Linked DNA regions of Homo sapiens: region 1 is linked to region 2. Evidence: chromatin contacts called from ENCODE Hi-C data. All regions are on one chromosome and are shown on one strand. The core of a region is the stretch at or near the end of the contact, and the rest is flanking DNA. Distances in the headings are between cores, read along the strand shown.

Region 1 (7,608 bases), core at 31-2,530, 3.6 Mb after region 2:
CACGACATCTGGTTCGAGTCCCCCTTTGCTACCACCTAGAAATTGCGGTTTGATTTTGGTCCTTTCCCTCCGGGGGTCAAGTGGAGTCTGAGATCTCTCAGACAGCGTGGGAGGCTGCGGGCCCCGGAGCCTGCCCTCCCGTGGGCCGAGCGTGCAGCCTCCCTCTTCCCTCCCGGCCCGGCACCGCGGCCCCTCCCGCCGCTCTCCCTCCTCCTTGGCAGCCGGGCCCGCCCGCTGCTCACTTGAGCAAGTCCTTGGACTCGGCCGACAGCCGGGCCATGTTGGCTGTGGAGAGAGCGGACAGGTGCGGCGGCGGCGGCATCTGGCAGATGGTGCAGGGGCAGGGCAGACCAGCCCAGTGCTGGAAGCCGCTGCCCAGCTGCAGCGCGGGCGGCGTGGAGGGCGCCTTGAGTAGCGAGTGGGGAGGCCGGATGGTGCCGATGGCGGGAAGTGAGGCGGCGGACAGCGGTGACGAGGCGTTGCCAGATGAGAGCGCGCCGCCCAAGATGGGGTGCACCGGGTGCACGGAGTTGGCCGCGTGCGCGGGGTGGCCGGCCGAGTGGCCCACGGTCCCGCAGTGAAAGGCCGAGTGGTGGCCCCCATAGATCTCGCCAACCAGCCTCTTCATCTCCTCCAGGGAGCTGGTGAGCATGAGGATGTAGTTTCTGGCGAGCAGGAGTGTGGCGATCTTGGAGAGCTTGCGCACCGACGGCCCATGCGCGTAGGGCATGACTTCGCGCAGCCCGTCCATGGCTAGGTTCAGGTCGTGCATCCGCTTGCGTTCGCGTCCGTTGATCTTCAGCCTCAACTGCTGTAGGTCCTGCTCCGACAGCTGCTTCTTGATTTTGTACTTGCTGCTCTCTCCCGCGGCCTTGGCGCCAGCCCGCGAGAGGCTTTCCCCGGGCATCTTCTGCATCATATCGCCCTGCGTGGACGAGACCGAGTTGAGACGGCTCTCCTGGTGGTGGTGGTGGCGGTGGTGGTGGTCCCTCAGGTACATCTCATCCATGTCCGGAGATGAAGCTCTGCTGGAGACAGAGCTCGAATCAGAATTCATTTTATTACAGGGGATGCGGCCCTACCGTGGGGAGGCTTTAGGCGGGAAATTAAAGAAAATCTTGAATTAAAAAAAAAAAATCTGCACTGCCCAGGAACCCACTTCTCCGCGGCAAGACGTGAGAAGAAAAGCGGAGACGCTGCTTTTCCCCGCCTCTCTCCCTCCCACGCCCCTCTCTCTGGTTAGGCTGCTTCCTGGACAGCTAGTTGGTGTGTGCTTGAACTAACCTCACGCTGAAAAAGAGGGGCTTTTATAGAGCTGCGGCGGAGAAAAGAGACAAAAGGAGCCCTCCTATCTATCCTGGGCTGGTTAGGATGACGTGCCATCATTCAGGGCGGTGCGCTTTGCTGTCCCATTTAGCAAGGATTCCTATTCATATTCATTGTGGGGCCGCCCTGGGACACCTCTGCTCCGAACCGCTAGGAGCCCCCAGGCACAAAACCCTCTGATTGACACACTCACCGCTCCAGCTTACGCCTTCCTGATTTTTTTTTTAACTTTCTTCCACCCCACCCCCCTTCCCAATTTCTCTAACCAAATCACACATCAGGAACGGAAGGAAGGCAAGAGAAGGTGGCCAGGCGGTTGGTGGAGGTTCCTCTGAGTTTGGAGAGAGGAATTGAAACATTCGCTCTCCTTTCTTTCCTGGCTGCTCCCAAGTTTAGAGAAATATGGGCAAAAATAGGTCTCAGTGGAAAGGTTTGAGGGACAGAGGTGCGGTCGGAGGGAAGGTGCTGCCAGCGGGGGCTGGGGGTGGTGGGAAGACTGCATGCCGACTTTCTCTGTCTCAATATTTTTTTTTCATTAGATCTCTTTTCCTAAACACTTCCATTCTGTCAATTTTGTTTATTGGGCCCTTCTGGTGTGGTTTCAACGGGATGTCCATGTTCGGTGATGGCTTTGCTCCTGGCAGTATTGTGGCGGAGAGGTCTCTTATTTTCTGTGTCCTCTCTTTCGTTTTAAAACATGGATTTCTAAAAGAATTTCAGTTTTGCACAATTCTTTAACTTCCTAGACCAAAAACTGCGAAAAAAAAATGTTAATGTCACAAGAAAAGCAACTTGGGAGGATGGGAAGGAAAAGGAGCCAAGGAGGCAGAGAGAGAGATTGTTAGGTTCCTGAGAGCTCCAGAGAGATTGTTCCCACTCCAGGCTTCCTGGACCTTGGCGCTGGCGCAAAACGGTGGGACGGTCCGCGCCCGAAGCTCCGCCGGGCCTCCTCTGGCCGCTGTGCTGACGTGCCCCGAGCTCCGGGAACTCAGCGGCACCCCGGCCTGCGCGGGTGGGTCCACCAGGCTGGGGCCGCCGTACGGCGTCGGACAGGGAAATCAGAAGCTCATAATAAACTATCTGATGTCGGGGTGGTGGGGCGGGGGGGTGGGGTGCGTGGGCAAAGAAGCACGGGGGAAGGGAAACAACGAAAGGACCTAGAAAGCCCCTTGTGCGTGCCCGGGCACTGCGGTTCAGCGCAGAGTCGTTTCTGGGAATAAAGAGGAGGTCGGAGTTTGGAGCCTTCGGTGCGAGTGCGGAGGTGGGCGTAGATCTTTCTTCCCCCTTGCTGTGTTTTTGTGATCAAGACTTTAGCTCAGCAGCACGAGGGGCGGGAAGGCAGAAATCCCGGGAAGGGAGAGAGCCCCAGGAGTGGTCTCTAGAAGAACCCGGACACCGCCCCTCTCCCGGCTTGGTGGAACGGGAAACAAACGCTAGCTAGTGACTGAGAGTCTCGGTGGAAGTGTGAAATCGAATCAATCGCGGAACCTCGGGCACTTGGGGCCTCTTGCGCCGCTGAGTCACTTCGAAGAACAGGATGCCCCCCTTTCCCTTGACTCAAACCGAGCGGTCAGTGGGAGAGGGATGCGCGCCCAGGTCCGGAGTTTGCACGCTCTGAGGCTGTGCCCCACTGACAGTCACGCTGCGAAGGCAGCTCTGGCCAATACCAGAAGGATGGGCAAACGCAACATTGGCATGGATGCTTTTGCTACACCGAATTTTGTTTTTCTGTAATGGGGGAAAAATGGCCAACAGCCCTTCGTCAAGGCCAGGAAGTTAGTGCTCTTGCAGATTGGACAGGAGCCTCTTCTACCACCTTCATCTCGGTGGAAGGAAAGTTTCTTAATTCAAGAGGTTAGATTGGATGTGGAAAGACTAATGTCCAAAAGCATTCCTAATACCAAGCATAAAGAATGTTTCTTAATTCACCAGACTCGCCAATAAGATAGTGACATACACTAAGTCTTCCTGGTTATTTAAAAAAGGAGGGGAGGGGGGAAGTGCTCCAGAACTTGTGCAGTCCCAGGTGATGGGAGGAAGCTAGTGGCTAGTCCTAACGACAACCCTCTGCGACTCCCCTGCTGATCAAATGGGGTGAGGAGAGAGAGGCGGACGGGGGAGGGCATTGGGAGCGAGCACTGGACTGGACGAAGAGCAGCTTCCCCGCCCTGCGGACGGTGCACAGGTCTGGCCCCCGCCGTCCTCCTGAGCCACCTCCCTGACCCTAGGTCGTCGGCGGCGTCTGTCCTTCCCACACCCAGACTGAAAACGCTGCACCTGAGTTTTGATTTGGGGAAGTAGAATTGTCTGGTCAGAGCAGAAGGGTTGCAAATGAAGGAGTGGAAAAATCATGTTGCTACAAGATATTTTACCCTTTAAAAAAAGTCTTGATTTTCCCAGTGGACAATGTAAAATAAAGTTTTAAAATCTCCCCCAAATTAGTAACGAAGGTGGCAAGCCGTGGGCGGGGGGAGGGGAGGGAAGGAGGGTAGAGCAGCCCTCGAAATACAAGCTTGCGGGGCTGGAAGTCCGGGGCCAGGGTTCTGGGAGTCCAAACCAGAAGCCACTCTCCTTCAGCACAGCCTTTCAGCCGAGAGGGGGCTGACGCCTGCCGCAGCCGGTTCCGAGGGGGCTGCGATGGGCCGGGAAGGGGCGACTGGGCCTTTGCCCGAACAGACCAGGACATTCCCTTCCTTCTTCCCTAAGGGTTTTCAGCTCCAGTAACAGAGGTGCCTGAAATGGGAGATCTGCGGGGACCAGGCCGGGACTCCCTGGCTCCGAGGCCGGGACGTGGCGCGCCCTCCGCTCCTCGGTCACCCTCTGCTTTTTCGAAGGTCCGTAATGCGTGAGTGTGGGTGGTCCAAGGTTCAGGGCCTCCTTCCAGTAAGTACTTTTAGAAGCTAGTTCCCCCACTTCCCATCCGTTGCGGGGCTTGACAACTAGACGAGGGGAGTGAGTAAAGGTGCCACAACTTTGCTTACCGTAAAATGGGTTAATACTCGCCGGGGCCCAAAAGGCTGAGTCGCCCCGCACGTCTTGCTTCGTGGAGTCTCTTTTCGACCCCCGCCACCGCAGCTCAGTTCCTCGGATTGAGCCCTGAACCCGAGAAGGAGCAGGCCCGGAGCTCAGGAGGGCAGGCACACGGATTTCTTTCTGAGGGCTGACTACCAACGCCCACCCCAGACTTGTACGGAAGGAGAGAGTAAAGGAGTCGCCGCCTGGCCAAGGCTGCAGCAGCCTACAGAGGCTCAGCCGGAGACGCACCATGACCTTGGCCCTGGCCGAGACCCCTTTCGGAGGGCTCAGACCGGCGAGGAGCCGGAGCGAGCGACCCTGCTGCGGTGGCTCGGGCTGCGCTCTCTCGGGCCACACCCCGCGCCCTCGCGGCTGGGGCGGGCTGCGCCGCGGAGGCGGGGATCGTTCTCCGGCAACAGGTGCGTCCCAAGGCAGGCAGGCTACTTCCCTCCAAGCCTGTCTTGGCTCTGAGAAGAGCCTGGAGTTTCTCAGCCTTCCTACAACATATGAAAACAGCGGGTCGGCGCGTGGACCGGGGCAGAAGAGCCGTCCTGCTGTACCCGCGCGCCCAGGGCGCTCCGCGGGGACCGCGCACTCGGGAAGCTGTGCTGTGCTCAACACCCCCCTGTGCCTCCCAGATCACCAGGGATCGTCTCTTACCTGACACCCAGTGCGCGCCGCTCGGTGCCCGACGCCCACTGCTCCGCAGCCTTAGCCACCGAGTTCCTCTCCAGCAGCTGCCGGCTCTGCCTGAGGCCGCGGCGATTTTGGCTCAGGAGCGAACCCCCACCCCCACCCCCGCAAGAGTCCAGTAGCAAATGTCGCTAGCTGACCTGCCGAAGAGCTACTGTGAGAGGCAGGTCAATCAGCAACGTCCAGGGGCTCCTCTCGCTCATCAAGCAGCAAACTTGACCAGCAGAAACTTTGGCCGAGACCGAAAGGCGGGAGGCTGCCCTGTGGGCTTCACCTTTCAACCCAACCACCCTCCAAGACAAAACAGAACAAAAAAAGGAAACCTAAACATTTCTAACTATGTTTCCTCATGTGCAAACAAGGAATAGCCTAAAAATTAGTTGACCACGCGGAGAAACTTCTCAAAAAGTGCATTCTTTAGCAGAGTAGAACGATAACTTCACAACAATAGCAGTGGGGGTCCGGTCACCAGGGCCGTTAGGTTGATCAAAGAAGCCAGTACCAAAAAAGAAAATAAATAAATAAATAAATAAATAAATAAATAAATAAATAATAAGACCAAAAAAATTTAAATATCAACATAAATCGCAGTCAAGCAGGAATAATCTCTTCCTGCAGCAGCGCATCCCGAGTGATAGTGTTTGGCTTAGGGCACGGAACCCTGAGCCCCTAGATTGGGAGATGCCAAAATCAGAATTCCAGCAATTAAATAGGTGATACAAGGGCCAGAGAAGATGGATCTGGACAGACTGACTAAAGCGATTCCATTTTCTGGGTTTCCCCATATTTTAAATAACATCTTGAAAACTTACTGATCTGTCCAGTCTTCCTCCTCATCTTATTAAAATCCAGTTTTCATACGGGGAAAATAGCAGAAGTGGAAGGGCAGCAGAATTTTATGAGCTGGTAGTAACTGCTTTTCACAATATTGGATGTGAGGCTGGAAGATGCCAGGCAGTCCCAGAATAGCACAAAATGATGAGGTGCTAATTATGTGAATATATAGACAAGTTAATACACTGGCAGAACTAGAAGTTTGATTTTAATGATGCATAAGCACCAAGGCTGGCTAGAACTTACAAATTCATTATAATTATTTAAAGACTCACGAAAGTCAAAGGAAATATGAAGTTCTGGGCTTCATTTATAGGATTTAGCTCAATTAGTGAGCATCCTTCAGTACTCTTTTTTTTTTTCCTTTCTAGTAACATCTGCTCAATTGCCAAAACCTCAACCGAGTTTTCCTCCTGTAGAAAGCCAATAAATGGAAAATAATTTTTTTCTCAAGATTGAAATGTTTGGGTTGATTTAAATATCACTGGTGATCAATTACATAAACTGATGAGTTATATTAAACTTTGCATACTTATATGCACATTCTTGGCATGTGCCCTGACATTCTGGATTTGTGGCTCCATTAATACCAATACTTTAAGAACCACTAAGCAGATGATTTTTTAACAGTATGTTATTGTTATTAACTTATTTCTTTTATGAATTGATAGTTACAGCCACCGTATACAATTTGATATCTCAATATAAAAACACAGAATACTAATTCTACTTTTTGCTTTTGGAGGTTATTTGATCATCTCCTGGCTATATTCTATTAGATAGTTAAACACATATTGCTGTATTCTTTGCTGAAGTGCTTAAGGAATTTAGTTTTATTTTAGAGTTATCTTATGTAGCATATGTATACCTCATTTTGACTTCAGTAATATTCAGATTTATGCACACACAAAGTATATAAGTAAATAGATACCACAAAGAGATTAGAATATAGGTATAGCATCTAACTATAAAGGAACAGCAGATAAAATGAATGTTTACACCTATGACAACAATTTATTACACTGCTTTTTTATTATAGGTACCTATACATGTAAGTTCTGAAGTTTATATGTATATTAGCATAGAGTCAAATACATTAAAATATTTCCTTGAAGTCTTTGGGTTCTAAATAAAAATAAATAAATTATTTTCAGATGCTGTCTAATGAAGACAATGGAAAACATATTAAATATCTGTTTATAAGTAACGTTGGATTTGAAATCTTCTCACATTGGCTTGACTCCTAACAAATATAGATTTACAAATCTTATTTTGAGAAAATTGTAAATAAGATTCTGCTACTGAATCTTGAAAAATAAAAATGGCAATTTTCTAAAATCAGCCTTTCAATGGTTGATTCATTTTATATACCATTTGTGGTATGGACCAGGTGGATTTTGCTTCATCATTTCTGAAAACAAATGAAAATGTAATAAATTGTACTTTCTCATTAGTGCATTGTATTTTTCTATCTATAGATATGGTTTTGGTTTGCATAACACCAACAGCCTGAATGTAAACGATATAAAACCCAATTATCACTGTTTACAATATTGACTAAATTTTCATTTTCATTTTTACATCATATTATAATATATACTAAAATTAAAACAATTGCCCAAGTAATTTAAGTGTTAGGTCCTGTTTTTCTTTTATTTTGCAGGGCAGAGGGGAGGAGGAAGATAGGGAGAGAGGAAGCAGGCTGGAAACAAATTTTCACTTAACATTTCTAGATATTTA
Region 2 (7,076 bases), core at 365-2,864:
TAAATTATTATACTTTCTGTGTTGTAGTACTGGGTCATTCGTATGTGAAGACAAAGGCAACTTCAACTTGATATTTCTGTCATCCCTGCTGTGGGAAGAGTCCTTTTCCTGGTTTATAACATCAATCATTCTCACAATAAATCTTAGGGTGGATGTGGTCATTTAAATCTCCACCTGCACAAACAACAGAAAATAAGAGAGCTCATAAATCTCTACACTGGTGATTAACAAATTTTGGATCCTCAGCGAAGATATTATGGAAGAGGGGTCGCTAATTCATTAATAAAGACTGATTTGCTGACAACCTGTTTAGTTTACAGCATAGGGGGAAAGCAAACAAGACCCTGCTAGCAAAACAAAACGTTAGAGGTTAGTGAATTCCCAGCTGAGCCTAGGATTAGAGATATGATATCTTAATGTAGGAGAAGCCTTCAGACCCTAAGCCAACCACTCAGAAACCACTCTTACATTTTGCTCCAGCCCCTCAACTTCAATGCCTACCTGCAAGGGAAGAAAACCTGGCAAAGAAATTGTAAGAGAGATTTATGCCTTCAGTCTCCCTGGTTTCATTGCACCAATTTCATCCAATCCCTAGGTTCTGTTTCCCTGTGCTTTTTCTACCTACTTCCCAGGAGACTTTCTTATTCTCTAGGAAAGGTGGTTCGAGCTGGGGTTAAAGATGGAAAAGAACCTTTCTCAAAAGGATAGTCTTGCTTTGTGTTGTGTAATGTCAGCTTCATGTGAGGAACACTGGCACCTAACAGGCTGGAAGAAGACAAAGACAGCAGCATTGAAAGGGACGGTGCATCACAAAAAGTGCCAGGCAAGGTGATGTCTGAGAGCAACAAAGACTCTCAAGGCAATATTAAATGCATTTCTAGAAAAGAAAAAAAAACCGAGGGGAAAGTTTCCATTTATTAGGAAAAGATGATCAACTAACATAATGTTTTCCACACACTCATACTGCCCTCTCATTCCCTACCCACTCCCACTAAGCTGTGTGTGGTTGGGTTTGAGTGTGCAAATCAAGTATGTTTGTGTACACGTAGGCAGTCCTTTGATGTCTTGAAAATGACCAGGTGTAGGTGAAATGTTTTATACTTACTTTTCCATCACCATAAAGATTCTAGGAAGCACTTGTCTTCATTTATCCCGGGGAAGGTGGAAGATCTCGGTAAAGCCTTGGAGTCTTATGAGGTGTTGGCAGGATGCGGTTGATACTCCCTGTATTTTAATTCGTGTTTTCTTGGGAGGAGAGAGGGCATGGAGTGTAGGTGGAAGGCCCAGAAAGAGCCAAACGATCTAGTCGTTTTTCTAAAGTTCTCAGTAACAACCAGTTGTGACGTCTTAAGAGAGAAAGAAGGCCTTTTACAGATGGACAGAACATGCTGCTTCTCGGCCCCGGCCACAGTTGGGAGAAGGTGGCTGGTAAGTACATGATGCAGTTGAGTTGATTTACATTACAAGTTGCAAATCAGGGTCTGTGCATTGAGTTTCCCTCCGGTTGTGAAAGGGGTCTAAGCGCTTTGCTGGGGCCTGGCAGGCCCCTCCCTGGGCTGCAAGGATCCGCCCCTCTATTCCCCAGATAAATTCCTAGTGTCCACCAAATTCCTCAGCGCTCGCTCACCCTCCTCTACGGCCACGACTCTGGGAGTGGGGAAACAGAGAGCCGGTTCCTCTGCTGCAGAAGTCCTCGGGGTTCCTTCTCACAACTCTGCGAAGGGGAAAGGGTTGTGAGACCCAACCAGACCCCAACTCCAGCTCCCAGCAGGAGGTGGCTGCGCCACACTCGGGAGGCCTCTTGGTTTCAGGGTCTCTCTGTCTCTCTCTCACCCTCTTCCTCGCTTTCTCTGTCTCTCTGTCTCTCTCTCTCTCTCTCCCTCGTCCACTCCCCCAAACATGTCCACCGGCTCCCTCAGCGATGTGGAGGACCTTCAAGAGGTGGAGATGTTGGAATGTGACGGGTTGAAAATGGATTCGAACAAGGAATTTGTGACTTCCAACGAGAGCACCGAGGAGAGCTCCAACTGCGAGAATGGGTCTCCCCAGAAGGGCCGCGGCGGCCTGGGCAAGAGGAGGAAGGCGCCCACCAAGAAGAGCCCCCTGAGCGGGGTCAGCCAGGAGGGGAAGCAGGTCCAGCGCAACGCCGCCAACGCGCGAGAGCGGGCCCGCATGCGAGTGCTGAGCAAGGCCTTCTCCAGACTCAAGACCACCCTGCCCTGGGTGCCCCCCGACACCAAGCTCTCCAAGCTGGACACGCTCAGGCTGGCGTCCAGCTACATCGCCCACTTGAGGCAGATCCTGGCTAACGACAAATACGAGAACGGGTACATTCACCCGGTCAACCTGGTGAGTGCTCCCGGGGCTGCAGCTGCAGTCCAGGCGCGCCCGCACTCCCGCCTGCGGTGGGCGCGAGTGCGCGCGGGGCTGGGAGTGGGGGTGTGGGCGCGGCGGTGACTTACACATCTCGACCACCGCGGGCCTAGAGCCTCCAGGGACCGGAGGCGGGCGGTCTAGACACGGCCCTCGCTCTCTGCCCTACCAGCCCCCGGAGCGGGAGTGATTTATGCGAGGGTTTGACGTGGCAGCCCAATTAAAAGTTTGCAAGTGTGTTGAGCTGGCACAGAGGAGGGATCCCCCGCTCCCGCTCCATCGCCATCCTCCCTGGGGTGCAGTGGCTGCTGCGGAACTGAGAACACTGACAAGACGCTGCGAGCGGACAGGCATTTTGTTAATCCTTTTTTCTTCTTTTAGCAGAGAGTGGAACTTGATTTTCCTTTCCTTGTAAATAAAAACACCCAACTCCGTTTCTTTCACAAGCATATTTAGGACCATTGGATAAGGACACATCTATGCCCCCCAAATTGTCCACGTAAGCCCTTAACCGCTTAAATATTCTGTGCTTCTCCTATAAGTGGATTAATATTTTTAAATCCCAGAAGTTCTAGTAATGATCAGCAAAATCAGTAAATCCTCACTAGTATGAGTGTAATAAATACTAAAATAGGTCACTCTCACCCAAGATTTAAGAAATGTTACCTTTTATCTTAAAAAGTAATGCCCATTGAGCCTAATTTTTTAACACAAAAAACTGATAATCATTGAGTCTACTTTTTTCTCAAATGTATTTTACTGTTTAAGAAATATATCTTAATTTTTTTCATTTGATTTTATTTTAAAACTTCTAAGATCTAAAGAAAAACAATAACAACAACTTACTAGGATCTCTGTTTGTATATGATAAGAATGAGAGATTTTTCCTTTTAAAAGGCAAGTCTTATCAGCTAGCACTAGAGCAGTAGTGAGAGGGGTCTGAATTGTCTTCTCACCGAATTGGTTTCTGGAATTGCTGGAGAAGAAGATGCAAACCCACATTTTACCATGAAAAATGTTTTCTCTCCAATTGAAAGTTTGGGGTTTTTCCCCCCCAATGAGTAAATAGCTTTTTAAAATCTCCACCTAAAATGAAAGTGTTGCCTCGAATATTTACAACTGCTACTCTCTTCATCTTTGAATAAGAAACTTAAATGAGCTTTATTATAAAACAGCCCGGAGAAAGGAAGAGAAAGCATACTTTCTCAGTCCAGCATGAAGACGATCTTAAATTAAAAGTCAATGTAGTATAGCATTTTTTTTTCCTTAAGAGGTGGTGATTAATCTAGAAGCTGTAGTCAAAGCCGGTGTTTGCGATGGAAGAAACGAAAGTCGGACTAGGGAAATAGATGGTGATGAAAGGCGATGAAAGCGACAGGGCCCTGAAACCCGACCACCGCCTCAGAAGGAGGCCAGGAGGGCGCTTCGCCCCGAACTCGGTGCCCAGTAGGCACAAGGTCGTTCTGGGCTTCCCGGCTCAGACTGCCAAAGCGTCTGCCTCCAGGCAGTGCCACAGCACCACCCACTCTCCCACTCTCGGCTTGCCCGGGGCTTCCTGCATTGAGTCTCACAAGGAACCCAGTATAAGCCCTTTTGGCTCTCATTCTAAAAGACCACCACCAGCACCACCACCACCTCGAGCTGTGACTTGGCGCCAAAGCAGCTATTTGCTTTATGCAGCCGCAGGGTGCGCTAGGACCGGGAGTAAATTGCAGAGATAACCGGTCTCTCCAGAGCACCGCCTGCCCCCACCGCCCCCCTTCCTTTCATCTCAGGCCCCGAGTCCACCCCACCCCCTCCGCCACGGCCACTTACCTCCTCCACCCTCTTCTTTCCCGCAGACGTGGCCCTTTATGGTGGCCGGGAAACCCGAGAGTGACCTGAAAGAAGTGGTGACCGCGAGCCGCTTATGTGGAACCACCGCGTCCTGACCTTGGAGGTGCGAGTCTGGGAAAGGCGCGCTCCCGGGGGGAGCGGGCCCCGGGAAGGCGACCCCTGCCCTCAGTGCTCTCTGTCTCTGCTTCCCCCTCGCAATGCTCCTCTCTCTGTCCCACCCCGCGAGAACACTTTACAACGACGAGGAGATTCGTTTCCAAACCAGAGGAGATCAATTGTACTTACAAAGATTCCCATCTATTTAACTTTATTAACTTCTACCGTGAATGACTCTGCAAGCCTTGCTGGTCCAAGTGCAATATGTAATTATAAATATATAAATAGATAAGAGCCTATCAATGTATCTTTTGTACAATATGTTGTAAAATGTAGATCATAGGATAGCTGACTTTGACAGTCACATTTATAAAGTAATTCACTTAAAGATATATATTTTTTTCAAACAAGTTTTGCTACTTTTGAAAATAAATCTTTCTTTATATTGCTAAAAGCTCTGATATTTGGAGTGATTTTTAAAAATATTTGGAATAAGAAAGTGGGAAACTATGGGGAAGCTTGATAATGAAAATGGTTCTTTTAAACCTCAATCTAAACTTCTAGAGATAGAAGAAAATTGCATATGAGTTTCATAATGAAGATGCAGATTATGTTTTATACTGAAACCTTAAAAAAGAAATATATCGGTTACTTTTAAGGCTAATAGAAATTATATAACTGAAAACAAAGAATGGGCAGTATTAAAGTTATCCACAGTTATACAGTTCAAGAGTAAAACGCACCAGAAAAAGGAAATCCAATTTTCATGGATTCCACCGTATGACTGCTGACACGGGCGAGAAAGTAAACTCCACCTTTTGTCACCTTCCAGGTGTGAGCATAGCTGCAAACTAGTGAAGAAATAATAGAAGCTATGAAAGATGTAAATTCCATAACCCTTAGGGTGTGTTTCAGGATTTTCAAAGCTCTGCAGCATACATTATCTACATTTCTTATTAATAGTCCATTAATTAATTCTAACAATAAACCCGCATGCCTGCCTTTTGGTTGCTGTTAGCGGGTGCGTTTAGCTCCCGCCACGACTTCCGGCGGACTGGGTTTAATTTAAACATTTTCCAGGCTACGGAACAGCTCCTAAGGGAAGATTAAGTTGAGATAAACAGAGAAGCAAGGCCGAGGAGCCTGCGACCCGGCTCCCTCACTGCCCCAGCGCAGCCCGCGGCGGCCGATGCGCCAGATGCCACCGGGGCTGTTTAATGTTCGGGGTTATGACCGCAGTGTTTACAAGACGTCTTCGGTTATTTATACTGTTATTCCTCGCAGAGAGCCTTGAAACTTCCGCTTCATTTGCTCTTTCTTTTCGATTTTTTACCCTTTTTTCTCGGCTTAGTTTGGTACCTGGAGCGAGAGCTTCTCCGCCCTTCCACCAACCCCACAGGCCGCTTCGCGGGTGGAGCCCTCTGCCTGGCCATGGAGGAAGGATCCCGCTAGGCTGGTCCCGACTGGAGAAGCTGCTCTGCCAGGTGTGCTCTCTGTCAGCAATAGTGACCTCATTACCAAGGGGTGGCGACCACATTACCAAGCGCAATTCCCCATTCTCCAAGGGCTGAGAACTTCGGTGACTTCATCCACCTGTCTATTTGCACATGGAGGACTTTTCAAGATGTCAGGATACCCTTCCATCACCCCACCACCGCCACCCCAACTTGACTTTCAAGAACACATTTCAAGCTCTGGCCAGAGTCCCGTTCCTCAAATTCATGTGTTCTCTCCTTTCTACCAGAGGGATAGAGCCCATGCCTCAACCTATCCAGAGTTCAAATCAAAGAGTCCCCAGTGTGATTCAATTGATTGCCTTTCACGTTTCGCAAATTTTCCAATCTCCCACTCACGTTTTTACAAAACGAATGCTCTAAATTCTGAGGATTCCAGGCAGGCCATCCATAGAGAAATAACTTTTTCTTGCTCATTCCCTTACAACCCCAATCTATACATGGATTTTTAGAAAGTCTTCATGGCTATCTATAGTTCCCTACCAATAATTTGAAGCCTTTGCTTTAGGCAGGAGGCATGTGGCTATGAATAGGGAACACGTAGATTTGACCCTGGTTCTGCATCCAACTAGCTGTTTCTTGAAAGAGCCTGGATCCTCAGTTTTCCCATCTCTGCAAGCAGGGATAACGGTAATGAGAATGATAATAATCATTATATGCAGACCTTCCTCTTTCATCTTACAGAGGCTTAGTGAGGCTCAGATGAGATTATATCTGTAAAATCCCTTGGTAAAGGAAAAGCTCCGTGAAAATGTCAGTTACTTTTACTAAGTGGCGGGTAGTGAATTATCTGTGCCTAGACCCAAACTGAAAGTGTCTCAGGCAGGAAGTTCCAAGGGATGTATGTTTATAGCATCCAGGCAATGATCTTTTTTTTTCCACGAACTAAAATACCTCTTTTTGGTATCTATTGACTCTTTCTCTCTCTCTTTCTGTCTCTCTTTCACCTTGCACCTCTCCCTAATGCTCTCTAAATTTGTCCAGAGCTTTCTTTTTCCTAGAAATCCAGAGAGCAAAGTCAGAGCCTGGCACCTGCAGATAGGATAACACTGGTGTCTGATGGTGAGGCTGCCCAGTCCCATCAGGAGCCTCAGCCAAGGAGGGGCCTGGGCACACTCAGGTCCCCATGGTTGTCCATTGAATGGAGTGAGGATCAAGGTGGGAATGACTGGGTGGTGGCTGCCACTAGCCCAGGAACATGACAACGTGACCACACCACACATGCCTCCAACACACACCCACAGTCTAAACATCTCT

Evidence for each region. A loop is a pair of places that touch in the nucleus more often than their neighbours do. Pooled maps may share reads with other maps.
Region 1: a loop to region 2 is called in a map of naive thymus-derived CD4-positive, alpha-beta T cell, with 14 times the contacts of the local background. The contact joins the promoter of OLIG3 here to the promoter of TCF21 in region 2. A Hi-C loop is called at or near these places in 1 of 168 maps with a recorded cell type or tissue (naive thymus-derived CD4-positive, alpha-beta T cell), 1 of 37 single-sample maps with no recorded cell type and 8 of 50 pooled maps.

What each region holds. Positions count from the first base shown.
Region 1 is chr6:137,493,114-137,500,721 of GRCh38, forward strand. It overlaps OLIG3 (oligodendrocyte transcription factor 3), which reads right to left and starts at 1,281. Exons shown (of 1, transcript NM_175747.2): 1 at 1-1,281. The coding sequence starts at 1,057. The coding sequence ends at 239. RefSeq lists enhancers at 191-690, 2,372-2,905, 2,906-3,438.
Region 2 is chr6:133,887,499-133,894,574 of GRCh38, forward strand. TCF21 (transcription factor 21) reads left to right here and starts at 1,615. Exons shown (of 2, transcript NM_003206.4): 1 at 1,615-2,349; 2 at 4,215-4,759. The coding sequence starts at 1,900. The coding sequence ends at 4,304. TARID (TCF21 antisense RNA inducing promoter demethylation) reads right to left here and starts at 1,508. Exons shown (of 9, transcript NR_109982.1): 1 at 1,106-1,508. RefSeq lists enhancers at 1,163-2,076, 3,328-4,092, 4,978-5,586.